Linked DNA regions of Homo sapiens: regions 1, 2, 3, 4, 6 and 7 are each linked to region 5. The links are chromatin loops, found by intact Hi-C in ENCODE. Cell type or tissue: mammary epithelial cell. All regions are shown on one strand.

Region 1 (4,000 bases), 230 kb before region 5:
AGGTATTATAAGAAGAGCTGATTGAGGGTGATACTACATTTGTATTAGAAGCCCTAGTGAACAACAGCAGAAAAAGCAGAATATAAAGCAATCCTCTCACTAAAAAATATTTAGTTTACTACTATCTTTACTTGAATAAGAGAATACCCAGATTGCCATACACTTTCATTTATAGGGGGAAAAAATCTACTGTGTATGCAGCTGGAATTCAAAAGAATGAAATTTCCATAGGAAATCCCCCATTTCCAATCCAGTTAGACTACTGTTAGTTGAGATTTTAATCCCAACATTACAAAGGAATGAAAGTCTTTGGGTCTTTTTACATTTTGTAAATAATCCTTTAAACACAAGGAGGAGCTTTAACCACTGTATAACACCTGTCTGGGGCATGTAATCTGCCCTGGTCCTTCAAACCAGCCTGGTCCATCCGCCTGGCAGACACAATCTGGCCTATACAGGTGAGTAGTGAACAATTGCAGGTGGTCAGGACAGCCACCCTCAAGGTGGCTCAAGATAAGGAATCTGACCTTATCTTGGCACCACTTCTAAACTACTAGATCTGCAACCCTCTTTTGGCCAACTTCTTTAGAGTCCTGTTTGGGCAAGGCCTACCTGGTGTTGGTCCTTAGTGTGCTCCTTCTCTGGACTCCCATGGGCAGCACAGCTCTTGCCCCATGCGACATGCCACATGGCTGGTATTCTGACTCAGCCAACCCCGGTGGCCCTGTGAACACAGTGACAGACACTGGGAAGCCATTCACAAACCAGAATGAAGCACTTGCTAAAGTCTCAGTTGGACTGAAACAAGGTCTGCACGTGGCTGGCAGGTGAAGCGAGGCAGAACCCCCATCCCTGCTGTTATTTACTTCAATGTTTGTACCTGGGGTCTGAGGGGCCTTCAAGGAAATACATGTTTTCTGTCTACTGATGGGGTTCAAATATGCACCCAGACAAGATGTCTCTGACAGACCAGGAAGGAAGGGAGAAGGGGAGGCAACTCAAGGCAGTTTGCAGGGAGGAAAGGTAGGCACCTGAAAAAGACCAGACCCAGACCGTGAGGAAAAGACCCTGGAGTGTGGACCAGACTCAGTAACAGACCCTGAAAAGCTGAGGGAAGTCGAGGTTCTGACTCAAGCTGGTGGCAGATATTCGAGCACTCCCCACTCAAGACACCTGACGTGGGTGCACCAGTGAGAGAAAGGATAGAGCGTGTGAGATGAAAGGGCTGGTCTTATTAAGCCCTACAATACTCTGGGGTCCAAGCAATCCTGCTGTGGGACCCTGCTAAGTGAACATAATGCCGAGGAAGAACAGCTCTCCTCTTTTTGCCAAAGCCTGCCAAGGTGTCAAGGCTTGAGAAAGAGTGGTGGGTGCCACAACAGAGATCAGGTTCAGCCATCAAGGCCAGCAACAGTGCAGCAGCTCAGCCCAGAAGACTGGGCTGACATGCAGGCCTATGTTAGACGTCTCTTGGGAACTCTTAGGCATATCTTTTGGTGAAAGGGTGCAGGGGATGGAGGGGAAAGTTGGCAAACTTTTACAGAATTGGTGGGGATGTGAGTACCAAATACAATGGGACCTTGCTCACCTGCTGGTAAAGCTTGAGGATCATTTAGTTACACCGGAGTTCTGAATATTCTAGTCCCTTTTAAAGGATGTCATGAGATGTCTGATCTACCAGGACCAGCCCTGCTATTCTGCTCTGTCCTAGTAATCAGAGGTCTCTAACCTCTGAACCACCAAGAACTTGAGCTTCCATGATTACAGAGAAGGGCTCTTTCTCCCATGTAGAGAACTAGGAAGTAGCTGGTGACCACTATGTCCACATGGGCTCCCTCACCCGATCATCAAGGTCCCCTGTGCTATCCATAGCCTTCCCTCACCCTGGCAAAGGTGATGCAAAGCCTTTACTCTACACACCCATCCAACCTGAGCCTTATCATCTAACATACTCACATGGGGTCTTATTGTACTCTATGCACCCCCAGTTCAAGAGGATGACAAGCGAACCTTACTGTAAATATCTTTTCATGTTTCTAATCCTCCCACACATGCCTCCGGTTTCCTCCCTGGCCCTCCAAGCTTACAGTCTGTTTCCTTCTGTGGTGAAGTTGGGCAAGTTCCGATGCTTGGGGTGGAGAGCCATGAATCATGAGTGAGAGGCTCTGGGAACACCAAGTCCACACTACTCTACTTACAAGTCCTAAACTGCCTAGTGGGATCCAACGCTGACCCCAGTGGAGTTCTTTACCCATGACTGGTGTCCTCAGGAATGTGTCTGTGGGAAGAAAAGTCTCAAATGCTGGGGAATGGAGCCATCGATAATTTCTTTCCTATGTTGGAGTGCAAGAGAGCCCCTAAGGCTGGAGCACTCCCCAAGTAAGCAGGCAGAGACAGAGACCTGAGTCCTACTGCTGAGTCATTTAAATCTGCTTTAGATCGGGTTTTCCCAGGGCATGGAAAGGACAGGGCTCCCAGTGGAGATATCATGTAGCTATAGGGCCTAGAAGTATTTTTTCAGTAGATGAAATTTAGAAATAATTTGAATATTTTATGCTGGGGAGGTAGCTTGTGGAGTGAAATGGTCGGGTAAAGGAAACACTGAGTTCAAGTGCTTCTTTATAAAGGACACTTAACTGATCTAAATATTTGTCAAGCTGAATCGCTACATCCACTCTCACCTGCCTGAAATCAATATGCTCAAGTCAAACGCATTTGCCTGCATCTGAATGTGGAGAATGAACTTCTTAAAGCTGAACTGGCAGCTGGAAGGGGAGAGAGAAGAGCTGGACAGGGAGCCAGGACACCGGAGTTCTTTTCCACTGTGGTGGGATCTGGAAGAAGCTGTTGAATCTCTGTAGAGTTAGCTTTTAAATGCTGTGAGTCTTTGGAAAGCTGTGCGAATAACTGCTAAACACCCAGGACAGCTTATGCATTTTTTGAAAAAGGTAAGTACTTATCTGTTGGAACAAAAGCTCCTCTTTTTGTTTTAGCCTTGAATTCTCAGGCAGTGAATGCACTACCGTGTGCAGAAGGCAAGGACATGGCTGAGCATGTTGTTTTCTTCACCTTATATGGAGCTTCCTTAACAGGTCTGTGCCAAGGTCTTTTCATTCTGAATCACTTGAGCTCTATTCAAAGAGGAGACAGATAAAAAATTAACTGAGTACAGTGGCACACACCCGTAGTCCCAGCTACTCGGGAGGCTGAGGTGGAAGGATCACTTGAGCCCGGGGGAGATTGAGTTTGCAGTGAGCTGTGATAGTGCCACTGCACTCCAGCCTGGACAATAGAGTGAGACCCCAATTCTAAGAGAGAGACAGAGAGGTTGGGAGGAGGGAGAGAGGAAGGGAGAGAACTTTGGGACTTTGATTTATCCTTGTTTTCTACCAGATACTTGCAAAATGGGAGCCATCTGGTGCTAAAAGAAGGCCTGGTGTTTGCTGCCTTCTCTGGGGGGTGTTCAACAGGGGTATTAGCACCTGTGTTAGGCCCCACCATGCACACACACATACATATGTTCAGTTATGTGCTGGCTCCTTGTGACTGAGTGAGTATCAGGAAGGACTGGGGATTCTGTGGCTTTCATTGGCCACAAATGAGTCCACACAGTTCTCCAGCAGTGGTGCATGCAGGGACCAGGTCCCCCGATTCCCCAGTCACCACAGCTGTGCAACCAAGAACACACTGTATCTTGTGGCCAGCCCTTTTCCTGTGGAGGAAAAGGTACTTCTGAGCCTGTACATGCCCTTTATGCCTTGGTCTGGGAGGGAGAATGTGGCAATGAAAAGTCACCACTTTTATTGCCATCCTTAATATGGTTGATTAATTGCAAAAATACCCTCAGCCCTTTGCCCCTGCCTGAGGCCACACCTTTGCAATGTGACTTTGCATTTGCACCCATCAATAAGTGGAGTCTATTTCTCCATCCCTTACATCTAAGCCTGCCTCGGAACTCACTTTGACCAACAGAATGTGGTATAAGCGATGATGTGCCAGT
Region 2 (4,000 bases), 340 kb before region 5:
TAAGTAAGCAGGGGACTCTGAGTTGGGAAGATCAACCCTGACTAGCTGGGTGACTTTAACTTCAATGGGCTCAGTTTTCTCATCTACCAGCTGAACTTCCAGGGGCCCACTAATCTGGAATTCTATGAGGAAGCAAAACAGTAATAGGAGAGTGAAGACTGAACAGTAAGAAAAGCTCATTCAGAACAAGTTCAGAGGAACTGATAGATAGCTCTGCTGTCATTGAGTGGTTAAAAAAAAAAAGGGTTTGGAGAACCTGGAAGAAAGTGGTCTTTGAACCCTCCTCTGACAGGGACCTCAAGGCCTTTATTAAAAGCCCTAAGACACTCAATAATCCATGTTTACAGGATGCTATGAAGGTTTAATTTCCTGCTTCACCATGGATACAAGCCTCACAACATCTAAAACGTAAACTTCACAAGAATGTGACTCTTCAAAGATACCAGACCTGTGCCTGACTTGCAGCCTGCCTCAAGCATTTGTCAAATGAATGAATGAATGAATGAGTAATTGAATCAACTCCCAAACAATCAAAGTGAAAGTCAACAGTGATCACAATCCTGGGTAGGAAGAGATTCAAGAGTATCATGAAAGCCAGAAATTCTTCCTTCTTCACCAAAGGAACATCAGAAGCAGTGTGCATGTGTTTATTACCAACATTTCTGGTAGAACACGTCAGTATTTTCAGATTTAACTATAGGTGTTATTTACTTGTCTCTAACGTTTTTCATTTGGAAAAAAAAAAAATTAAATGCTTACTGTCTGGGACAGATCCGGATTTCTAAACAGAGAGGCCAATTTAGCTTCACGGGGTAGCCCTGAGAGTATGCACCTGTGTTGGAAGTAAAAGCTGTCTCCTTGCCCTGGAGAATGCCCTCTCCCTCTGCCACTTCCTCTTTTCTCCTCTGGCCTCCAGAAACCACCAGGAAGAGAAGCAATTAGGATGAGTGAACAAAACGCTATTTTCAACTGTCATTTTTTATTGGTGAAAAGAACTCTGGCCTGGGAATCAGGTTCAGCGCCTGCCTTTCCCACACCACCCCTTCCCTTTCCAGCAAACTACTGAATCTGAGTAGAGAATTCACTTCCTTCCCTGAAAAAAATGGATGAACCACACTCTCAAAGACTCTTTCTGGCTCAAACTTCTTGCTGATAATCCTTCAGTGGCCTGTTGTCACTCTCAGTTCCTTACCACAGCAAACCAGACTCTACATGATCTGACCTTACTCTTTTCTACTCCTCTGCTTCTCCCCTTCAGACAGGACACTTCTCGCATAAATGCCCCCAGTTCATCCCTCTCTCAGAGCCCTAGTAACTCCGTCCGCATCCCAGAACGCAGACTCCCCAGGTCACTGCACATCTGTTTCCTTTTCATCGATTATGTCTTAGCTTCATTGTCACCTACTCAGAGAATCCTTCTTTGACCTGCCTAGAGAAACTAGGCCAAACAGCCCATTCATTCTTCATCATACTACCTCATTTTATTTGCTTTTTAGAACTTACCAAGTCCTGGAAAGGTCTAAATTATTTGCTTGCATGTTTATCGTTTATCTTTCCCTATTAACATAGAAGTTTCAGGAGAACAGGGATTTAGTGTATGTACCAGTGAATCCCCAGCACCCAGCACAGTACCTGGAAAAGACATCCAAAACATACTAGTTGAATCAATCAGTGAACCAATGAAGCCACTAATCAATCCCGGAATTCCAGGGAACACGTGAGCTGGTGTCTCCAGTCAGAAAATCTATCCTAAAATGCTCACCTTATTAGGTCAAAAGGCTCCCTCATCATTTCTCCTCAGTGCGAGTTTTTACACTGAGAAGGCACTTGCTGCTTCGTACTCATCAGACAGAAGCCAAATGGAGCCTCTTTTCAAGGTGGAGAGGTCAGTTGTGGGTGCTTGTGGCTGCCCATTTCAAATAGACACAAAGAGGGCTTTTCTCCTCAGCAGTCCATATTGCATCATGCATTCACTAACATGAACAAAACCCACCCCTCCCCTCTCCTCACCTGCATAATGACTGCTTATTAACTGGTATCCTGGGTGAACAGATCAAAGAGACAGGCTCAGCCCACTTTATTCCCATTTCTGTCACCTAACAGGATGTCCCTGAGAAAGGCAACTCCAGCCACCAGTCTCTGAAGCACTTGAGGGTCACAGGAATTCATTCCCTGACATTAGCAGCCCCACTTCTATCAGTCCTTACATGAAAGGTCCTTAAATGAAGAGGTCCATTCAAACCTAGCAGTTGGCGAGGACTCGTGTTTTCTGTAAGCCCCACACACCACTTACACAGGTGAGGTCCTTTAAAATTCCTATGTGGGCCCATCCTGGTATCTTTGCCATAAATTCCTAAACACAGAAGCTTTTCCTTCCCTCCCACTCCCTTTAAGAATTTTACATGAAAAGGTATCTCTACTGAGAAGTGCTATTTATTTCAGGATCATTATTTCACAGATACAGAACCCTCGAACACTGAACCTGGAAGTGAGCCAAAATCCAATTAAGAGGGTATGGAGTTTGAACTAGGCAAGAGTGGAGGATGGAAATATGGAATATAAGCAGTACAGGGTTCCTATGAGTGTGAGTGTGTGTGTGCATTCACATGTGCATAGTGTGCCACTGTTAATGAAGTGTAGATTCTCTTTAATGTATTTTGGATGCCTCTCTCTCTAAATCTTTCGTTGTCCCTAGAGTCACAAAGATGTTCTTTCTCTTATTCATTATGTCAGGCAATAGGAATCTTTCCCATCCTGGCTGGGGAAAGATGAGGGAGAGGGGAAGAGTTGATGTTCCATCATGTAAAGAAAAGTAAAATTGTGCTTTGCCCAATTCTGAACCCCATTGCAATGTTGCAGATTTCAAATTAACAATTCAACCCAACATGACAGGGAAAAAAATCAAGTGCTGAGACCCTGAAGTTTGGATTCCAGTAGCTCTGGCACCTCACTTAACCTTAGGTGGCTTGACTGATACCGAATGACATGCACTTTCAGGCACACCAGACTCTCATTGAGGAAGAGACATTAATTTGAATCATCACTGCCATCCCCTCTCCCCTTTGTTCCTGTCTGAACCAATTTCCATATAGTTTCAAAGAAATCATCAGCCCATGCAAAGGAGAAATCCCAGTGGAGCAAGAACTACATTAGCAGCATAAGGGGGAAAATCTAATTTCCAATCCAGTTGCTTTGTTGTTTCAACCTCCAAGGAAGGTTGCTACATATGCACAACACAAATTAAGTTTTAAAACACCATCATGATTTAAAATTAATAAACACTCTCATGGGAAAAAGGTGGTCCTTGATACAAATCTTCTCATACAATGAAGGTCAACTCCACCAGAGCTTGTGGGTGGTCTGGGTCTTTGAGGTCTCAATCATCTCAGCCAAAAAAATATTTAAGAACAGCATATATTCATTGAAACCACTGCATCTGCTACTTATAGTTAATGGTGAGTTCATTCTTAGTCTAAGGCAGTATCCACATTAAGAATTCTTAAACTACCTTGTTGACAGATCCCATGGAAATGTATTTTAGTGGTCCAAATTAAGAATTCTTTTTTGGCATGACAAGATATGCCAATACAATTTCCTAGTGCCCTACTTACTAGAATAAAACTCATGGCAAGACACCAGTGTGACTACATCATTAATTAACCTGAACCACATACCGGAACACTGCTGCTAATAAAACTCCTCTATAAAGAAAACATGTTTTCTCTGCTGAGAATCCTGGAATGTAGGCCCCAGCAGAGCTGCTGCCTTAAATAAGGAGATATTTCGATGTTTGTGTCTGTGTCTGCGATTGCCACGAAATTTGGTCATTTATTTGGCTTGATCTTCAATAACTTGAGTTCTTCCTTGCGTGTGCTTTTTTGGAAAAGAAAATGAAAATGGCGCCTACACTATCAGGATTTGCTAACAACTATGTGAATGAGAGGATCCTTTTTGCGAAGGTAGGGGATGCTTTATCCTCACTCTTTTGAAAGCACGCCCT
Region 3 (4,000 bases), 780 kb before region 5:
TGATAGGTAAATGTGACATAGGAATAATAGATAGCATCTAATTGTGAGGTCATTGTGTACTTTATCCTTTAAAGAGCCATAAAAACATATTTTAAAATACAACAAACTTTAAAGCAACAAAATGACCACAGAAATAGGGGTCTGGGATTGAGATGGAGATTTGCTGCTGGATGTCTGAGAAAAGATTAGAGAATTATAAAAGAAATTAACAAATGAATACCAATCTGATTTAAACTAATCTATTCTTATAGTCCTAGTAGGCAAAATGGAAGTGAATAAATATTTCTTTTTCTCAAAAGTGATGAGGCTGGGCATGGTGGCTCGTGCCTGTAATCTCAACACTTTGGGAGGCCGAGGTGGGAAAGTCACTTGAGGCCAGGAGTTTAAGAACCCCTGTGAGTAACATAGTGAGACCCCCATCTCTATAAAACACAAATATAAAAATTCAGCGAGCATGGTGGTATGTGCCTGGGAGGCTGAGGTGGGAGAATCGCTTAAGTCCCAAAATCCAAGGTTGCAGTCAGCTATGATTGTGCCACTGCACTCCAACCTGGGCGACAGAGTGAGATCTTGTCTCTAAAAAAAAAAAAAAAAAGTGTTTCTCTCCTTTATCTTCTGCTATTTTAAATTACAAAGAAGTGGCTACTTCAAAAATGAAGGTCACAAAAACCTTTTAAAGGTCATCTTTAGGTTGGTGATCAGGTATGTGATGCATATACTGGAAGTGGCAGGCTGTGCCCCTCTGGAGCACAATTTGGCATTCTGAATTTCGAGGATTAACCAAGTTCGCAATTTTTTATTCAATGATTTTCATTGAATGAGTTTTCCCTTAATAAAAACATAAAAATATTTAGATAAATGCATGCATAGAGATGTTGACTCTAGAATTTTGGGGGGCAACATTTGGAAATAGCCAAATGTTCAATAATGTATTGCTTGTGAATTGTGGCATTTTCTTATAAGGAAGAGAGTAAGGCCATTAAAAATGATGTTTTGGGAACTAAGAATGAAAAATTGTATCTATAGCATAATCCCTGTTTTGGTTAATCTCTGTTTCACACTAAAATGTGAACAGCACTCATCTGTGAGTGGTGGTATGCTGAGTGTCTTTCTTTTCCTTTTTTTTTTTTAAATAAAGTATTAATTCTGAATTAGCCTTCCAAAAGCAAACCAGCAAAAACTAGGAATATAACAAAGTTATTCAAATATTCTAATATTAAAAATCTTCTTTGTCTTTCTGATGGTTTCATTTGTAGAAATAACTCTAAACATCTGGATGGGTCACCAAAAGGTGTTGTGGCCTCTTAGTTCTACTTTGAAATTAAAGGCCCTTTTTAGAGGAAAAAAATATCTGAAGTCCAACCCTCACCCCTCCTCCTGCCTTGTCTAGGATCTTCAGCATTAGAAAGATTGCTGGCCGGTTACCATAACACCCAGGGCCCTTGGTGGCTGCTCTGTGGGATCAGCCAATCCTCGCAGCCACTCACCTGGCCTGCGCATGGTGAGGCACACCCTTTGGATTCACCTGGTCCAGCAGCTGCTGCCTTCTCGCTGCTTCTTTCTTCCTACAGCGCCCCTGAAGAAGGTTGTTTCTGAGGGTCCTGAAGAGAAGTTTTGTATTCTGCATTGCTGACATCTGCTGAAAGGGCCAACATTTTTAAAAAGCGTCAGATCAGTCTACGTGTGGTCTTCCTTCCTTACTTGGATGGACTGGCCACCATGAAAGTTTTTGGAATTATTTCTCTTAAGTCCTCAGAAAAATAATCTTACCTCCTTCTTGTCCCTGAATTTCTTCACATTCTCATAGAAATAGCATAAGTCTCCAAATTAAACACCCCAAACCCCCTCAATAAGTCCTCTTCCTTAGAGTAACCCCGTCATTTGGCATTCTACACCTAGAGGAGGGCATCAAAGAGGACTAAGCCTGTGGTTGCTCACATTTAGGGTTGTGGATGCCTTTGAGAATTGGATGATAACTCATGGATTTATTTCCAGCGAAATACTCACACATTCCATTCTGCATACAATTTCAGTGGACTCACAGGCTCACCCGAAATCCATTTATTTCACCCCAAGTTAAGAACTTCTACCAAATGCAAAGAAGGAATGAGATGTCTCATTTCAAGGGTTTCAGCACTTGAAATTTAAAGCGTAATAACAAAGTGGCCACATGGTGTCACTCTAACATCAACAAATCCAAGACTTTTAGCACTAGGAAGGTAGATCCTAGGCCTGTGAACCTGAGGACCTGGGTAAGGCAATGCCCACTGGAAATTATTTGGCAAGATTCAGGCACTTGACTTTTGCAGGCCATTCATGTAAAGGAGAGAAGGAGGGAAAACTATCCTTGGCAAAGTTAATTAGTCAACATCCTTCGCTATTGTGGTATTTGAGGAGGTTGCCATCTGTGTGAAGAAACTTACTCACTGGAATTTAGTAATGAAAAGAAAATGTTCTTTCTGGGAAAAAATAGAATGCTTTTTTCTAAAATGTACTATGCTGTTTCTCTTCTTACAAAGAACTGAATTCACTTGCTAGGTATTTATAATTTTAAAAAATTTGAAAGGCAGCTGTGAAGTTTTAGTTGTATACTTTTTCAGTCAACATTGAGATAATAATCTTTCTTTTTTCCTAAAGAAGAAATATTTGAAATTTAGGGTTCAGGAAAAGACATGTTAAAAAAGAAAAATTCTCCAAAAATATGTTAGTAACTAGAAGTCTTGCTGCATCATTTTTGCCATATCAGAGCCCTTCTCTTTTCCATCTGTACCCATTTCCAGTGCTGCTCCCTGTAACTCTTCACTGACATTTTCTATTCCAGAGTATCTGATCAATCACTTCAGACTGAACTCTGGCCTGTTCTTGTGGCCAAAAACTTCCACTGAGACATACAATGTGAAGAAATCATACTTACGTTGGGAGATATTCAAGGTGGAGTTTGCCACTTGCTTAGTCTTAAATATTGCAATGTATGACAGGAGCAGAATCTGTGGTTTCACTGGAGGGAAGGTTTTTTCATGGCTATAGCTTATACTGAATTGATTAATGAATAGTTTGGTATGTGACATTAAATGTTACCTGAATGCAGTGCTCAATGACAGGATGAGACTTCTGATGGGACTTGCTGTGAAGACCAGATAAGAAACACATCTGGCAGATGTCAAAGTTGAGACACTTCAGACAGCGGTATCTGCCAGTTAAAATAGAAGCACAGCTTACGTCACTAGTAGATGAGAAAAAAAAAAAAAAAAGAATATCCAGGTAGAGAATGAGCAACCCAAAATATACAGAAGATGTCTGAGCTGCCAAATCAGTGTAAAGTTTCTCCCAAACTATAGGATTATTAAATGACTCTAATGCGTTTGTTTACTCAAATACATCTTCATATGATAGTATTTTCAAATGGCATTATATTAATGCCATATACGCTATGGTATAGAAGTCTGATTTATTTCCCAAAATACGAAGTGCCTTCTATATGCAGGGTGCTGTGTGCTACAACCTTTAGGATAAACCCTTAAATCTGCAGCTGCGTTTTGTGCAGCTGCACAATGCACTCAAATTCTTTGAATTTAATAGCTAATTTAAAAATAGATTTCAATAAAATCAAATTTTGGCTTGTCTTAAACTTTTGCAGGGTATGATAATATTGGGCCTGTATTCCTGAGTGGTGTTGGGGAAAATTAAGCCATAAATAACAAATTTAAAAATAAGCACTCGTCATTTTATAGAAGTCTGTATGTAGGAAAGATATAAAGTAGAGGAGGGGAATTCCTCACCACAGCCAAGTTTCTTGACCCATCAACATTGGAGAATTTTTCTTTTTGAGAAATGACAGCCTTAAATCCCTTTGTGGTCAGAAGGAGCGGAGAGAGTCTTGAGACACTCTGGTTAGGAGGGGTGTCCCATAATACTCAGGAAACTATTGTGATGTTAGTGGGGAGCTAGTAAGACCTAGCAGTCATCAGTTAGTAACTTTTAAGGATATTTGAGTGGGACC
Region 4 (4,000 bases), 79 kb before region 5:
CCACATGTACAACAGAGCTGAAGAAGTGATATGTGACTTGGATCCTGAAGGATGAGTAGGAGTTAACCTGGCAAAGAAGAGAAGGTAGAATATTCTAGATAGAAAATAAACTGCTTTTCAAGGCAGAAAGGCTCACAGAAGACAGAGTGGGGAATAATGAAAAGGTCAGTATAACAAGAATGTAGGGTGAGTGAGAATACAAAGGAAGAAAATTTGGCTAATGAAATTATTTAGAGCTAAACCGTGCTAAGAATTTACATGGACAAATTTTAACCTATGGGCAACTGAAGGCTCTGAGCCATAAGAAGGAAAGTAATATGTTTATATCAGTATTTTAGAAAACTAACAGTAACACAATATAGAGGATAGAGTTGAAAAAGAAGGCGCTGAAGAGACCAGTTGGGAGTTATCCTACTGAAAAAGGAGGTATAGTATCCAGAGATAAGTGGATGGTCTCCAGGAATAATTCAGGAGTAGACTCAACATGACTTATAACTTATGAGATACATGAGCAAGACAGAAAGAAATGACCCCAACATTTCTAATTCAACCCTGAGCATATATGAGAAATTTTATGTTAAAGTGTTCTATATTTTTTAAAACTTTTGCTCTTTCAGACTTTGTCTTCTAAAGAACTTTGGGCTAAATGGAGTAAAGAACACCATAAAGGAGAAAAATTGACATCGTTTGAGCACCTACTAAGCGTCGGCTTTAAGCTAAACACTCATATTTATTCCTCACAAAGGCCCTGTGAAGATTATCACTGTTTTTGTATGGATTGAGAAACTGATGACGCACAGAAAAAAAGTAACAACCTGCCCAAGGTCACACAGCTGACAAATGGCAGACCCAAAAAATTCAAACTCAGGACTTTTGGCTTTGAAACAAATATTTGTTTCATTGTCTAATGTTGCCTCGCAGTAGAATAAAATATATGCTCATAAAACTCCATATTTTTGCCAGTAATTTCATCAATAAGAATTCAAAAGGGCTTTGAATTTCCACCCTGGAAATAATAAGGAAAAGGAATTAAGAAGTCATTCTGAAATTCTGAGCACACACAAAACTCTAACGCCTCAAGTTCCATTAGCAGCTTTAAAACTGGCTGGTGGAGCAGACATTAGAATTGCTTTGCATTGGTTTATTTGTATTCCCCGGTAGTGTTATTAGTGGCAATAAGAATTACTTGCAAGCAAAATGTACCACTTGTAATGCAGATTCACATTTAGTCAGGAAAAGACTATTTAAAAAATTCCAAAAGACTAAGTACATTTTAAAATAATTTGCACAGAAGGATTTCTAACAGGATATAGATTGGTTGGTTAGTTGGTTGACTAGATTAAGATATACCACCAGGTTCTTCCAGGATGGTACAATGAGGATTTAATGCAGAAGAAATGGTTGATTTTACTGGTTGAATGATTGATCAGCACAACTGAACCTTAGTGATTGAAAATGTAAAGTGGCACTGGTGTTCCTATACCAACTCTTCTTCACTGATATGAACCCAGGACCAAAAGATTTTATCCGTTCATTTAATAAATATGTATTTAGTGACATATATGTGCCAGTCAGGTTTTGTGTGCTGGACATATAGACAGCAGAGAGCAAGACAGTCAGGCATGGAGTTTACATTACACAGATGGCGAGTAGGGGCAGAGTAGACAATAACCGAGTTAAAAAGCACAGATAATTCCAGATAGTTGATTCATGTTGTAAAGACAACTAAACCTGGTGATGTGTCTGTATTGCATAGTCAGGAAGGGCTCCTGAGGGGATGGCATTTGAACTGAGGCTTGAGTGTTAAAGAGAAATACCCAGGCAAAGGTCTGGGAACAATAACTTTCCAGGCAGAAGGGAGAGAACACAAAAGTCCTAAGTCAAGGATGAGTCTGAGGTTACAGAAGGAAGGAGGCCAGTGTGACTGGACCATAGCCAGGGAAAGGGGTTGCGAGGAGGTTAGAAAGGAGGGCAAGGGCAAGTCATGGGGGGGCTGGAAGACCATGTGCAGCAGGATGGCTAGCTGGCTGGCCACCAAGGATTCAGACTGCCCTCCATAGCGCTTTTCACTGCCTAGAGAGCATCTCCCTGACAGAGACTACATTTCTCACTCCCCCCACTAGCTTCTAGGGAAGTTCATGTGACTCTTAACTGAAATTAAGGCTGTTGAGACAGAAATAATTTGTGAGGGTCCCCCCGGGAAGACAGGCCAACAAAGTTGTGTGTGTGCCAGAGGCTGCTACAAGCTGGAAGGCTTTTATGGGAAAGTTTAGAAGAAGGGAGGAGGACTCCTTATACCAGAGTTGTCCTGTTCAGTGGAGGCTACAATACAGAGGTTACAATCATTGGCTGCAGGTGACATCATACAGGCTAAAATGTGCTACGTGCAAGACAATCAGTAAAACTTCATGATTCAGAAACAAATCAGCAAAACTTCGTGATTCAGAAACACATCAGCATCCTTTTCACTGTCAGTAGGATACGTATTAATCAGTGTGTTAACAGTTTGAAGAACTCACAATAAGATTCTTCACTCAGGACAGGATATACTCCATGAATCATAAGACCTCCCCCGGGGTGGGGTGGTAATTTGGAAGCCTGCCAAATGTGGCCTGTAGGTTATCATGACCAGTTCTCATCTGTGGAATGTGAGTTGCTGTAATGGGGTCATATTAATGTTACAGCAGTTAAAAAATGGGTGTGCCTTTTCCATTCTCTCTTCCTCCATCTGCCAGCTGGATGTAGAAGGCTCTGAGGCCATAGCAGACGACACGATCACAAGAAGAAAAAACCTGGGTCCCTGAATCACCATGTGGAGGAAAATTGCTCAAAACCAGGGACACGTGCACCAAACTATTACCTGAGCCAGGGATATGTTTTCATGTGTGAAGGAAGCACTGAACATTAGAGTTGTATTCACCACCACAGCCAGTATCACCTTAACTAACATGCCACAATAAGGAACTTGGATTTTATTCTAAGTGCAAGCAAATGCCACTGGAAGGTTTTAGGGAGAGGAGGAAAGTGAAGTGGTTTAGGTGTTGAAAGACCACTGTGGTTGCTATGCAGAGCCTAGGGGCAAAAGAAGCTGAGAGAACACTGAAGCGGTTTCTGCCTTAATCCATGGAAGGACTGGCAGATTGGTGAAACAGAGGAGGTGGAGAGGAATGAAGTAATCTGAGATCAACTTTGAAAGCTGAGCCAAGGATTTTCTAGCTGATTGGATGTCAAAGGTGAGGGAAAGAAAAGAGTCATAGGAGACTCCTGGTTTGTGGCTTGGTGTCATTTCATCTGGTAGGAAAGCCTGAGGAGCAGACTCAAGGGAGATATTCTGAGTTTAGTTTTGGTGGTGTTATGCTCACTGTTCATAAGAAACCTTAATCTATTATCTAGTGGTTGTGCAAATATATATATGTAAACACATACACATATATATAGCCTAAGAGAAACATCTAGTAACTTCTTTTACAACCAGTGAAGACAGAATACTACACCATGGAATACTATGCAGCCATAAAAAATGATGAGTTCATGTCCTTAGTAGGGACATGGATGAAACTGGAAATCATCATTCTCAGTAAACTATCGCAAGAACAAAAAACCAAACACCACATATTCTCACTCATAGGTGGGAACTGAACAATGAGATCACATGGACACAGGAAGGGGAATATTACACTCTGGTGACTGTTGTGGGGTGGGGGGAGGGGGGAGGGATAGCATCGGGAGATATACCTAATGCTAGATGACGAGTTAGTGGGTGCAGCGCACCAGCATGGCACATGTATACATATGTAACTAACCTGCACAATGTGCACATGTACCCTAAAACTTAAAGTATAATTAAAAAAAAAAAGAACACGCACATAATTAAAGTCACTGATCATTAGCTTTTCATTACTAAAAGTATAGCAACATTAAATAACAAAATTAAAGGCTGAATGAATTGTATGATGAATCTGTGAATGACGAAGTTCTGTGTCTAACAACACTGTTGTCA
Region 5 (4,000 bases):
GCTGTCCTTATTTCTCTTCTTCTGATCCCTCATCTGCTCCTTCCTTTGCTGATCATTAGAACAGGAAGAGGGATAAGGGGCAGCTGCCTAAGGTAAGGCAGACGCTTGACCTCTATCACAAACCCTGATCTCATCCTTCAGGTCCTCTTTGCAGTCTGGAAGGGAGAGGAAAACAGGAGGAGAGAGTGGAAACCAAGAAAGTATCCAAGAGGAAGAGATAAGGAAAAAACGGCATGGGGAGAGGTTTTTGTGTCTACCTGCTCAGATACCAGGAGAAGTGAATAAATGCCTCCCCTACAGCTCTCCTGCCCTCCTCCCACAACTGTGAAACTAAAGTCTTAATGAGAATTGATCCAGCAAACAAATAGATCCAAAGGGGTAATAGGACTGATATGGATCTTTCATGGGAAATTGGATGTATCATGGGAAATAAGGAGTCATAGAAAATTATGAATGAAAAATAAGCATAATCAATATACGATTAGAGATGCAAGGGGAGTGGGTAATGATTCCAAGGCACTGACTGCTTTGTTTCACATCATGATGCTCATCACAGGAACCTATGTGCTCCAGACTGGGCCATGCAATTATGACCAACATGCTAGCTCCCTATGCTGACTGGCTGGACTGAATTAATTACTTTTATTATTATTATTATTATTATCTTAAGGAGACAAGGTCTGGCTCTATTGCCCAGGCTGGAGTGCAGATCTGGTGTGATCTCAGCTCACTGCAACTCCACCTGCCAGGTTCAAGCCAACCTCCCGCCTCAGCCTCCCAAGTAGTTAGGAATACAGGAGTGCACCACTGCTCCCGGCTAATTTTTGCATTTTTGTAGAGACAGGGTTTCACCATGTTGCCCAGGCTGGTCTCTAACTCATGGGCTCAAGAGATCTGCTTACTTCAGCCTCCCAAAGTGCTGAGATTACAGGCATGAGCCACCATGCCCGGCCTGAATTAGTTACTTCTTCAGCTTCCTCGTCTTCTAGCTAAAAACCAAGATCACACCTTCAAATGCTATGATTTCACATTTACATTCTGCTCTTTTTCTTTCTGTCACGTGATCCTATCTTTAAATTTGGGAAGGATGGGGAGAGAAGGCTGTTGAGAGATGTTGCATGAACATTCATCATACAAGCCCATGAACCTGAGAGAGAATTCAGCAAGAAAAGTGAGACCAATAGGTTTGTGTGGAGCCTTCCTGTGTGGGCCACGCTGGGTTGGCCACGCTTTCCTTTGTTGCAGATGACACCTGGCTAGTGTCCTGTCTAGGATCCCAAATTCTAACTAGGTTTCCTCCTTCATGAACTGTTGGGTTTTAGTTAATGATTCACCCCTTCAAACACTCAGTTCTGACCCAGGACTGACTCAAGGCTTCCCAAGTCCCTGCTCGCAAATAACAGAATTCTTTGGAAATAAGCTCTTTTAAGAAAGTCTGTCCTCGCACTGCAATCTGAAACGTAGCAATTCGGCCTCTCCGGCCATCTTCATCTGTGTGTTTCTTGCATACAGAATTAAACTGGAAGGTCAGAGCCATTGTCTGTCTCTAGATCCGATTTCTTGCTTCGTAGTCTGGCGGGGAAGTGCTTTAATCTGGTATATTTACATTAGTCCTACTAACACATTTCCAAGTTCTCCAGCTGCCATGCTACGTGAACCAGGTCAAGTCTGGGAGGGAGAGGTTTGCTTTTCCTTCCTGTGACCTCAGGACTGATTTAATTAAACATCTCCTCCAGCCCCGATTTATAGTCTGAAAAGTGTTCTCACAGAGGCCCTTCGATGTGCTCTGCTTTTCAATTAGCTGAAATGCAATAAGTTAAATCGAAACACCATTCTGAGTGTCTGCTGCCACCCTGAGAGCAGTTGCAACAAGCGCATTCGTCTCTGAGCATTTAACTGCAAAGGGTTTAGATAAATGAGTGGTGGTTTCCTTTGGTAACTTAGCACGGTTCTGTAAGACAGATGAGAGGATTGCTGAGTTCCTCCCTGAGCTCCTGGGGGCTGCCAAGCTATCTCCCTGGATTCCCACTGTGAGGAGGAAATAACCTTTTAAATCTTATTTTATAAACACAAATTCTTTTTCTTTAAGATTAAAAATAAGAAAACCCATTTAACACATGGGGTAGGGGGGCTGAGGAAGTGAAGGGGAAAAAAGGAAAAAGGATGTCACAGTGGAACTGTCCTAAGCCTGTCCCTGGTGGCTTTTTGTTTTACCATCAGGCATCAGATGTCCTCCCCAGTTTGACAATCCTGACCCCCCAACCTGCCACCTAGGAATGAATGAAACCAAATTTCCCATAGGAAATGCTCTCTGCTAGTCTCTCAAAGGCTTCAGCCTCAAAATGAAATCTGACAAAAGAAACAAATTAGATTAAACTGCAGCGCTAAGGGCTTTGGATTGCTCAGATAAAAGAATCTACAGAGAGTTGTTAGGACTGAGCACAATCATCTTCTGCAACTTGGAGAAAAAATCTGAAGTCTTCCTTCCTACAGCTGTTCTTGCTGGCCATGGTGCAGTTTTTTTTTATCATCATCTAAAGGCAATAAACAGATGGTGGGAGATGGAAGGGCTCACGAAGGACCACAACCCGCGTGCCCACAGAAGCCGGGCAAGTAATATATGTGGACAAAACTGATCAGTGAGGATTTTTATGTGAGCTCTCCAGATTTTTAAATGTTGACAACTCATTCAATTAAAAAAAAAAAGAGTCCACCACTGTTACCGCAATGTTTACTGAGCACTTTCTATGTGCCAGGCACCTTATGAAATCCATTATAAAGTGCATCCTCACAACAGCACAGTGAGAGGCAGATGCTGTTATTACCTTCAGTTCATCTATGGGGAAAAGCAAATCTCGAAGTGGCAGAAGCAGCCCCTGCCCACAGCTGGGGCCCTGTTTCTATTTACTACCCTAGACTGCTTACCAGTTCTGTAGATGGCCGGGCGCGGTGGCTCACGCCTATAATCCCAGCACTTCGGGAGGCCGAGGCAGGTGGATCACGAGGCCAAGAGATCGAGACCATCCTGGCCAACATGGTGAAACCTCGTCTCTACTAAAAATACAAAAATTAGTTGGGCATGGTGGCGGGCGCCTGTAATCCCAGCTACTCAGGAGGCTGAGGCAGGAGAATCACCTGAACCCGGGAGGCGGAGGTTGCAGTGAGCCAAGATCGCACCACTGCACTGCAGCCTGGGCGACAGAGCAAGACTCCAGGGGAAAAAAAAAGTTCCGTAGACAAAGAAATTGATGCTCACTGGGATTCATGTGGCCAGAATCATAATAATAGTCGGGTGATTTTTTTTTTTTTCAAAGTAAGTAAACTACAGAAACGGAGCGTAGAGCGTAAAGAAGACATGCTGGAAAAGACAGAGAAATATAAGAAAAATATGTGTCATTGTTCCACGATATTTAGCCTTGTCCTAATGGTTGCGCAGACGAAGAGATTAGAGTTTTTATTTTAAAAACTGTGAATTTAAGCATCAATGATGCTGTTTCTATGATCATTCCCTGTGATTGAAACCAAATGGTGAAACAGCCTCACGAAAATGTCTGAGGTTCAAATGCAGTCGCCATTCTGTGTTTGTGTAGACAATGCTGCCCTCTCGTGGCTAACTTCTGAATAGAATTATTTTGTGATTAAAATCAGAACATTTTTACGTTCTCTATTTTCCCGAAGTATTCTGTAGAATGTTGCATCCATTTGCATCGCATATGTGATAATAAGTACATTACTTACATAGCACAACACCTTTGCATATTTTATATCTAATTTGGGATCGAGTTTGTATTATTTTTGCGATTGTTTTATAGGGCACTGGAAGAAATGAATGGAAAAAAATTATGATGCTACTGGGCTCCTGAACTTTCAGAATTCAATTCCTCAGGGAAGAAATGTTTTCTCATGACAGTAAACTTCGAAGAACTCTAGGACAGAAAATGTTTGCGTCTCTAATCTGAACATGATCTTATAGAAATGACTGTCCTCTTCCATTCTAAGG
Region 6 (4,000 bases), 400 kb before region 5:
TAGGACATGCAGGTTACACTTTCAGACTACTGCCTGTTGGATTCAAATTATAGTTGTTTTTGCACTTAAGAATTCTTGTTACCAAGCTTGCCTAGTTGATCGTCTAGTTGACTAGGAGATAAATATTTCTAGAAGATGACACACAAAGAACTTGCAACTTCTAAATAGGGAGAACACAGAAGAGAAAGTAGAATCACCCAATATAAAGTATAGAGTCATTTTGTGCCAGGGCAAGCAACCCGGCAGTCTGGAGTCATCCCTGAATTTATATTATATTGTAAAAATGGATGCTCAAAAAGGTTGTAAAGTGGGCAATATATATATTTAGACCAGTCTTAAGCAAAAATTTCATTTCTAAATATGTAAGCTTAAGTCTTTTAGCATATTCACTTATGTAAACCATCTCATTTCCTTATGGCAGATAGATTAGACTTACCACCCTCTTGTCTGAACATTTCAGTACAGTGCAATTTGTCCTTCACCTAAAATGTTCAATGTGATATCTTTTTGTAAGTCAGGGAGTGGAATAATGAGCCTTCTTCTAGGTAATATTGCCAAGCTATCTTATCCTTCCTCACTCAGAGAAATTTCCAGGTAAATGATTTTGGTTATCAGAATGAAATTACTCATCTAGTCCCAGAGCTACTGAAGACACAGGGAGTAGGAGGCAGGTCTTCAGACTCCAGGGGCTGTGTTTTCCCCACTACACATGTGGTTTCTTCTCAGTCAGCTTTGAGCTGCCGTGTTGCCCAGCTCACTTGCCTGTTCGGGAGATGTGGCAGCTGATGCTTAACACTTCAAAACCATTTTCCCGGCCCCTGCAGCACCTACTGTTCTCTTCACCTTGAGTTTTATGAGAGCAAGAACTTGATCACTCAGCTTCCCTTCCAAACCCGCTGTTACACTCCTGACACCTGTTTCCTGTTCAGGGACATGAGAAATGTCTGTGTCCATGCAGCAAATTCAGTCACACTAGCCACGGTTTCTAAAGTAAACATTTATTGGAAAGTTTCTTGTCAGATTCATTTGATTAGGGATAGAGGTTATTCACCACCGTATCCACTTCTGTAAGTCCAAAGAATGCAAAGAAAGCTTGACTACTGCTGTGTCCCATGTGACAAATGTGTTTTACTGCTGTTTCCTGTGAATGACACCACTTCTCTCGGGGAATCGCTGAGCTCGGGATGCTGAGGCGACACCACCAGCTGGGTTCTCTACCTTCCTCCTTACTGGTGATGCTCTTTCCTGGAAGTCGTGTGTGGCAGAGATTTTAGTACTTTTCTTTTCAGTTCTGAGAATTTTCCCTGGGGCTTTCATCTCCCTCTCTTCTCTGGGTCTGAAGCTGCTTGTATTTCCATCTAGTTTTTTGTACTCTCCACAGCCAGCTGGATTTCCTGGCTTCCGGTTACCCATTTCCTCCCCACTCCAACCACCTCCTGTCATTTTACTGCCCCCTACCCCTCACCTAAATTATTCCCTCTGATCTTTACCCTTCCTCCTTCACAGACTGCTTCAAAGATCCTTTCCCAATAGGTTCCTATTAAACACCATCCCAGAACAAACTGCCTCCTTCTCTCGCCAAATAAACCGCTTTCAATAAGCCTCTCCCAACCCCCTAAACAAATAACATCTTGTAATCTCTATCATTCTAAAATATTGCTTTTCATAATCTCCAACAATTGGCTCCCTTTTTCCCCTTGAAGAAATAAACTCAGTGACCCTTATTTGGGCATTGAGCTGCCTCAATGAAACTATAAAATACACACATACGCACACACACACACAACTTCCCAAACGAAGATAACCTAATACAACCTTTTGCTTTCCCTTTCTCCAAGAAAGAAAACTTTCACGAAGTATGTAAGTACCCACTTGCGTCTTTCGAAGATTTTTTTCCCCAGTGAAACAAGCTAAGGAGAAATACAGTAAAGTATTCCAAGGCCAAACACATTCTACTGTTTATTACACATATTACATTCTTAAATAAAAATGCGTCACATAACATTTTTTGCATAGATATCTTACAATATACCAATTTAAAAAAGAATTATGAAACAGACCAGTAACAAAAATAAATTTTTTCTTCATTAATAATTTTGTAACATTAACATACCACCATCATATAATACAAATAATAGTTTTAAATCTTAAGACTTTTGTACAGCAAAAAAACTTGACAAAGTAATATATTTATATATATATATATATAAAAAGCTTAAAAAAAATAAAATGTCAAAAAAAGGCATAACCGAGGGCTATAAGACTGGGTACTTCTGTGATATATTATAAATACCAGAGAAGGCCTGAGAGAATGTGACGGGGGGAGGCGGGGAAGGAGACGGGGCTGGGAGTAGGTCTCTCCAAACACACTTGTTAGACACATCTGGCAAAAAGAAAATGTATAGTGCAAAAATAAATTTATTCAAGCAACTGTTAAGAGGATAATAGAGATTTGAAAGAAAAGTTTCAGTGGCTGGGAAGTTGTGTGGGAGTAGGAAGTGGGAGAAGGAGCTTGACGCGGGGGCGGGTGGGGGCTTGTGGAAAGGAAGGGGAGGCTTCAAAAACATTAGACATTTATTTTTGCCTCTGTGTTAGCAAGGAGATCTTGGCCATTAACAGGTGTATTTTTCCTCCCTGGAATGAAGCAGAAGTGAAAGATAAGGAAATTAAACTAAGTCTGGGTTTAGATAGGAAATGCATGCTGGGAAGAAAAAACAAAAAGGTTGAGAACCAGCCAATAAGCCCCAAAGCCTTCAGGACCTAGGTTTGCAGAAATCGTTCTGCCTCCAGTCCAAAGGCCTAGGTTTAAAATGTCCCCTCTGCCCACCCCCAACCCCTCCCCGCTATGTGGAACTCCCAGTGTGGTTTCGATATACTGGCAATTATAAGCATCCATCCCCCCCAAAAGATATTAGGCACTGGTGGCTACTCCTCCGAAACGTCAGTAGCCTGTTTTCCTTCCGTGAAGGTACGACAGGTACATATGCGCATGTCTAGGTGCGAGCATATATACCACCCTCATTATGCTGACGTGGGGTCCATCTTATGGCAGTAGACAGAAGCTGGACTCACAGCAAGTTACGATTCCAAAGCTCACAGTTGAAAAAAAATTGTATAAACAGTCCCCAACAAAGAACATTATCAACCTTCCCTCATGACCACTGAGAGGGAGCCCTGTTTGAAAAGAATATCTTGTTTGGGATATTTGTGAAGTGATGGCCCAGGATTTCTCTCTCTGTTTTTGACACCTGTTTCCCGAGGACTTTTATGTTAAATGCAAAACACCTGAAAAATACAGTACTCTATTGGAAGGATGCACATAAGAAAGTTAACTGCAGCTTTATTTTTCCCTTTTCTGGGATCTATTAGGAACCAACAGAGGAGATTTAAGAGTGTTAAAAGCAAGAAAAAACCCTGAAGCCTCAGGCAGTTCGTCGTGGGAGGTCACGTTATTTACAAGAAGTTTCTGCTTCCTTTCACACATTTCTGTTGTTCCATCTCAAGTATTCCCAAAGATCCTCACTGAGGAAAGTAGGCCATCAAAGAGACATTGATGTATACTCAGGATAGGCCCTCTAGTTTTCAAACTGAGATATCACCATGTTCACCGAAATTTAATCCAGACACCCTGAATTTGAGTCCTCCCCTCCTGCCCCCCAACTCTTGCGCTTGGCAGGTGGCCACTTCCCGAAAATGCAAAGGAAAGCTTCCAGGAGTAAATTTCAATCAGGTTCTATTTACTGAATGTTCATTTTGGCAATGTTCTGGGTGCAAAATTGTAGCCAGAAATGCTGGCCCTCTTAAGATTTCAAAAAAATTCTAATAAACTAAAAAATGAACCTGATTTTTGTAGTTAAATGTGTTGCATCTTTATCTTACTTTGCCTACCTTCTTCCTGCTCCTAAAAGCAACTCATGCAAAAGAGAAGACAGAAGCACTTCCCACTTTTTACTTAACATTTTATGAAGTGACTTCCATAAAGGAAACCATTTTGAACCAT
Region 7 (4,000 bases), 490 kb before region 5:
TGCCCTTACACAAAATCTTCAGGAATCTATTTTCATGAACCATTCCCAGGATTCAGGTAAGTGAGAGACACTCTAGGGAAGCGTTAACATCAAAAACTCTGAAGCCATATTGCCCAGGTAAAGCTCCGCCCAGTCACTTCATGGCTGTGTACCTGGGCAAGTCGCAGAACATGTTTGTGTCTCAACTGCCTCATTGATAAACTGTGGATAAGAGGACCTACCTTACACTGCTGTTGGGGAGATTAGGTAGGTTAACGTTTGTAAAGTGCTTTGAATGATGATTTTCCATGACAGAGTGACTTGTCCACCCTAGACCACCTACTCTAATCACAATGTAAGAGCTTAGTAAATATTAGGAGTTAAGACTATTAATACTAATGATACTGTCAGAAAATGTGGTGTCTGATGCTCCTGCCACAAGAAAGCCTATGTTCCCAAATCACTTTCATTAGGGTTTTTCTCTAGGGCTAAATACAGAGAGCATGTCCAAACAGGTGCTATGGCAGAACCCTGATTCAGCTTTGTTTTCCCGGAGCTGAGCTGAAGCAAGGTGTTATCTGAGCTTTTCAGATGTGTGTCTCTGAAGGTCCAGGATTTTCAAAAGATGAACGTTTAAATCTACTTTCAGTGTGAGGCCAGGGAACAGAAGAGAAGTGGAAATATCCTTGGCCATTTCTTGTAGGTGCCCAACCCAGGGATCTGCTTATTGCAAATATTCCTGTGGCCCCTCCTTTCTCCCCAAATTAACCAGGATGCCCAAAACTTGAACCCAGGCTTGCAAAGAAAACTAGCTACAAGAGGCATTTTTAATTAAGTGCTGTTAAGATCACTTTGGCAGTGGTGATGGGGTTTCACAGATATTATTAAATAATAGAAAAAATGTGTATACATTTTTCTGGAAGAAGCATACAGACATTTTCACATTTTAAAAATATTTTTCAAAGAGTCTGTAACCCCCCTTTCAAAAGATAAGAACTGCTGACTCAGAGGGATACTAGTTGAATTTAAGCAATTCAGGTAATTAACTGAAATCAATCAATTCAATTAATGAGAATATGTTCTTATTTGCCTGATAATCATATTTTTGTTATTTTAAAGGAAAGCTGTTGATAGAGAAATGTTATCCCATTATTTTTCATGATGATGGGACTGATATCTCCCCAGATGTATTTTTGCTTTTCTAGCCAAAACCTGACAGCTAGCCTCCTCTAGTCAGCAGGGTTGCTTCGAAGACACAGTTGTGTGTGCTGGTCTTCATTTGCTGTGAGTCTAAATGGAAACCTATAGGTGCTTTTCTGTGTCTTTGGTGTTTTCTGAAAATATCTCATTAGACATCTCAACATGCTGGTAAGGTGGAATCTCAAACAATCACCACATAGCAATAGGGCCGAAGAACTCAGGGCTTCCTCCACTCCAACACTCTGCCTGTGCATGTGACTTCTGCTCCAAGTCCTTGGTCCAGTCCTTAACCCATTTATGCCTGAGGTTGCAATTTTTTGAATTTTTGCCATCAGACCTTGGCAATGACCTTGAGCAGTGGGATATAAATAACTTCCACATGGTTAGCGTTGCAATAATGGAACGCTAGGCATAATGATGTAAATAATGTTGGCACTTCTTCCAGAGATCCCGAGGGCAGGATCCTACTGGTGCCAGGCACTCATTTACAGTAAGCAGCGTCTGTTACCAGCCTCAGGAGCAGAAGGTGAGAGTAATGATCACGGATCTCTGCACCAGTGGCTTCCCCAACCTAGTTACTTGTTTGTAATTAAGATGACAATGCAGCCGGGTGCGGTGGCTCATGCCTGTAATCCCAGCTCTTTGGGAGGCTGAGGCGGGCAGATCACTTGAGGTCAGGATTGGAGACCGGCCTGGCCAACATGGTGAAACCCTTTCTCTACCAAAAATATAAAAGATGAGCCAGGTGAGCCAGGTGTGGTGGCTCATGCCTGTAATCTCAGCTACTCGGGAGGCTGAAGCAGTAGAATCGCTTGAACCCAGGAGGTGGAGGTTGTAATAAGCCGAGATCATGCCACTGTACTCCAGTCTGGGCGACAGAGCGAGGCTCTGTCTCCAAAAAAAAGAAAAAAAGAAAAGACAATGCAACACATTTTCACTTCCTTCAGGAATTAGTACATTCCAATTTGAAGGGACAGGAGAAGATGGCTAGGTGTGCCCAGATCTTGGATTCTAAAGACAGAAGGCCATGAACAAGTGCTTGTTTTCTGGTTGGTGGCATTGGAGGAAGGATGATAGCAGGCGCCGCACACAGAGGGTTTTCCAGGAGGTGGCAGTGCGCCCTAAGGCTGGATCTTGGCTGTGCCTGCCTTGTGTATCAACCAAAGAATATTGTAATTGAGACATAACATTATAATGCATTCCAGACCACACAGCTACTCGAGTGTCACCTCAAAATGCTTCTTACTAGTTTCAAAGTCACTGTAACCAGGGTAGGGAGCTGGAAGCGAGGTAGAGGGTGGGAAGAAATGGGAGGGAGCTCTTGGAGACAAATCCGGCAGCGACACTTAGCATTGCTGTGAATGGAGTTTCAATACCATCAGACCAGGAGATACCCTGATGCATATTTACAACTGCTCCCACGTTCACCTCTGAAGACCAATAAAAGAAACTGAAGGACTCATATTGTCTCCATTTTAATTCCCAGGTTTACAAGAAATATTTCATTATTCTAATTCACAGGGAAATAAAGCATCTTCCCTTTTTAAATGAAAGGTCTCCTTGTTCAGGGTGAAGAGCAAATCAAATCAGTCTCTCCCCTGAGAGGTAAGGTTGGCCCCAGATACCAGACTGTGAGGTGAATGGCCACGTGTGGATGATGGTGATGGGAGGAGGGAGGAGAAAAAAGAACACTGGGTGTTGACCAGATCGTGCGTGTGAAACACACATAAGAGATGTATTCACACGGAGTCCATCACAGGCAGGGCAGATTGACTCTGTAATTTCCAATGCCTGACAATGACATCTCGGGACAGACTAAGTGATGGAGGAATAAGAGGGAGGCTAGGCAGGTGTCTTTCCCCTGCAATAGGCTGTTGGCTGGGGTGCTGGTTTACGCAGGCACATTTACAGAAATGAAAGAGCTGGATAAGATCAGAGCAAGGAGTGCTACAATGACTCCTTAGTGTTGTCACATCGTTTACTAGACACATTTCTCGCTTGGGAGCCTGACTTCCTGTTTACACAGTTCTTATTTGTATTTTTTTGTTTATAGCTCCTTGGACTTAGCCAGAGACCTCCATATGGATGAGAGAAGAGTAAAGTCAGCCAGGTGGATTGCTTGGGAAATCTGTGCAAATGAAAATGATACTTAAAGAAAAAAAGCCCAGCCTTTAAATGCCTTTGAATTCATCCAGAGTCTGTATGTGGTTTCCCTTTAATTTAGAAAACTAGTTGCTTTCTGATTTCCTCAACCCTCTTGCACTGGAACTTTGTTCTATATTCTCCGCAAATCCCTTCTTCTGCAAAACTCTCTTTATTCAGCTCTCTTACCTAATTCTAAGAGTGATCCATGTTGAGAACGCACAGAAGTAGTGTTTCCATGCCTTGCTGGTAGCAATCAAAATATACCTGCCTTTCCCATGGCCGAGTGATGTTTTTAAAGCTAAAAAACAAAGCAGACAAACAAGCAAAACATTTACACACCAAAAAACTGGTTTTCAGTGCTGGGGTGATGTTCTTCCTATGGCCCTCTGCCAAGAGGCCAGGCCTTCCTAGCAGCGACCAGACTGCTTTCTGGACAAGTAGGGAGAAGTGCCTATTTTGCAGAGAGTGGGAAACCATTCACCAAGTGCAGAACTGGGTTATTTAATGGGGTGGTGGCAGCTCAAGAAAGCTCATCAATAATCAAGTGAGGGGGGCAGGAAGGGGAAGACTGGAGAATTACTGAAGCAGGTGGGCTTTCAGCATGGGGACTCAGCAGAAGGCAGGAGTGGAATGTAGACTCCTCTGGGCAGCGCAAGACACAGAATGTTCAGATTCC

What was found. Peaks named below come from ENCODE experiments on the same cell type or tissue, not always from the same donor. Only the 100,000 strongest peaks of a DNase experiment are listed, where the experiment ranks them.
Region 1: a loop joins it to region 5, with 10 times the contacts of the local background. A loop is called at or near these places in 15 of 110 quality-filtered maps.
Region 2: a loop joins it to region 5, with 5 times the contacts of the local background. A loop is called at or near these places in 19 of 110 quality-filtered maps.
Region 3: a loop joins it to region 5, with 14 times the contacts of the local background. A loop is called at or near these places in 87 of 110 quality-filtered maps.
Region 4: a loop joins it to region 5, with 5 times the contacts of the local background. A loop is called at or near these places in 3 of 110 quality-filtered maps.
Region 6: a loop joins it to region 5, with 3 times the contacts of the local background. A loop is called at or near these places in 7 of 110 quality-filtered maps.
Region 7: a loop joins it to region 5, with 15 times the contacts of the local background. A loop is called at or near these places in 107 of 110 quality-filtered maps.

What each region holds. Positions count from the first base shown.
Region 1 is chr2:207,237,208-207,241,207 of GRCh38, forward strand. MYOSLID-AS1 (MYOSLID antisense RNA 1) reads right to left here. Exons shown (of 4, transcript NR_110283.1): 2 at 3,070-3,131; 3 at 613-724. MYOSLID (myocardin-induced smooth muscle lncRNA, inducer of differentiation) reads left to right here and starts at 2,604. Exons shown (of 3, transcript NR_146555.1): 1 at 2,604-2,879; 2 at 2,994-3,092. In mammary epithelial cell, a CTCF peak has its summit at 372; DNase peaks (open chromatin) are centred at 2,254 and 3,084; H3K4me3 peaks cover 1,424 bases; H3K27ac peaks cover 3,405 bases.
Region 2 is chr2:207,135,085-207,139,084 of GRCh38, forward strand. All of the region lies in intron 1 of KLF7 (KLF transcription factor 7), which reads right to left. Among named protein-coding and RNA genes, the nearest start is that of MIR2355, 27 kb to the left of the region's middle. In mammary epithelial cell, no CTCF peak of the experiment used is centred here; no DNase peak of the experiment used is centred here; H3K27ac peaks cover 1,074 bases.
Region 3 is chr2:206,691,688-206,695,687 of GRCh38, forward strand. DYTN (dystrotelin) reads right to left here. Exons shown (of 12, transcript NM_001093730.1): 8 at 3,079-3,190; 9 at 1,488-1,636. Among named protein-coding and RNA genes, the nearest start is that of DYTN, 25 kb to the right of the region's middle. In mammary epithelial cell, a CTCF peak has its summit at 2,158 (motif pointing right); a DNase peak (open chromatin) is centred at 2,204.
Region 4 is chr2:207,392,545-207,396,544 of GRCh38, forward strand. No RefSeq gene overlaps it. Among named protein-coding and RNA genes, the nearest start is that of MIR1302-4, 130 kb to the left of the region's middle. RefSeq lists an enhancer at 1,840-3,039. In mammary epithelial cell, no CTCF peak of the experiment used is centred here; DNase peaks (open chromatin) are centred at 1,817, 2,407 and 3,157; H3K27ac peaks cover 3,065 bases.
Region 5 is chr2:207,471,482-207,475,481 of GRCh38, forward strand. No RefSeq gene overlaps it. Among named protein-coding and RNA genes, the nearest start is that of CREB1, 56 kb to the right of the region's middle. In mammary epithelial cell, CTCF peaks have their summits at 1,851 and 3,606 (motif pointing left); a DNase peak (open chromatin) is centred at 1,840; H3K27ac peaks cover 1,047 bases.
Region 6 is chr2:207,073,155-207,077,154 of GRCh38, forward strand. It overlaps KLF7 (KLF transcription factor 7), which reads right to left. Exons shown (of 4, transcript NM_003709.4): 4 at 983-4,000. Among named protein-coding and RNA genes, the nearest start is that of MIR2355, 35 kb to the right of the region's middle. In mammary epithelial cell, no CTCF peak of the experiment used is centred here; no DNase peak of the experiment used is centred here.
Region 7 is chr2:206,979,623-206,983,622 of GRCh38, forward strand. No RefSeq gene overlaps it. Among named protein-coding and RNA genes, the nearest start is that of CPO, 42 kb to the left of the region's middle. RefSeq lists a silencer at 2,216-2,365. In mammary epithelial cell, a CTCF peak has its summit at 2,281 (motif pointing right); DNase peaks (open chromatin) are centred at 499 and 2,299.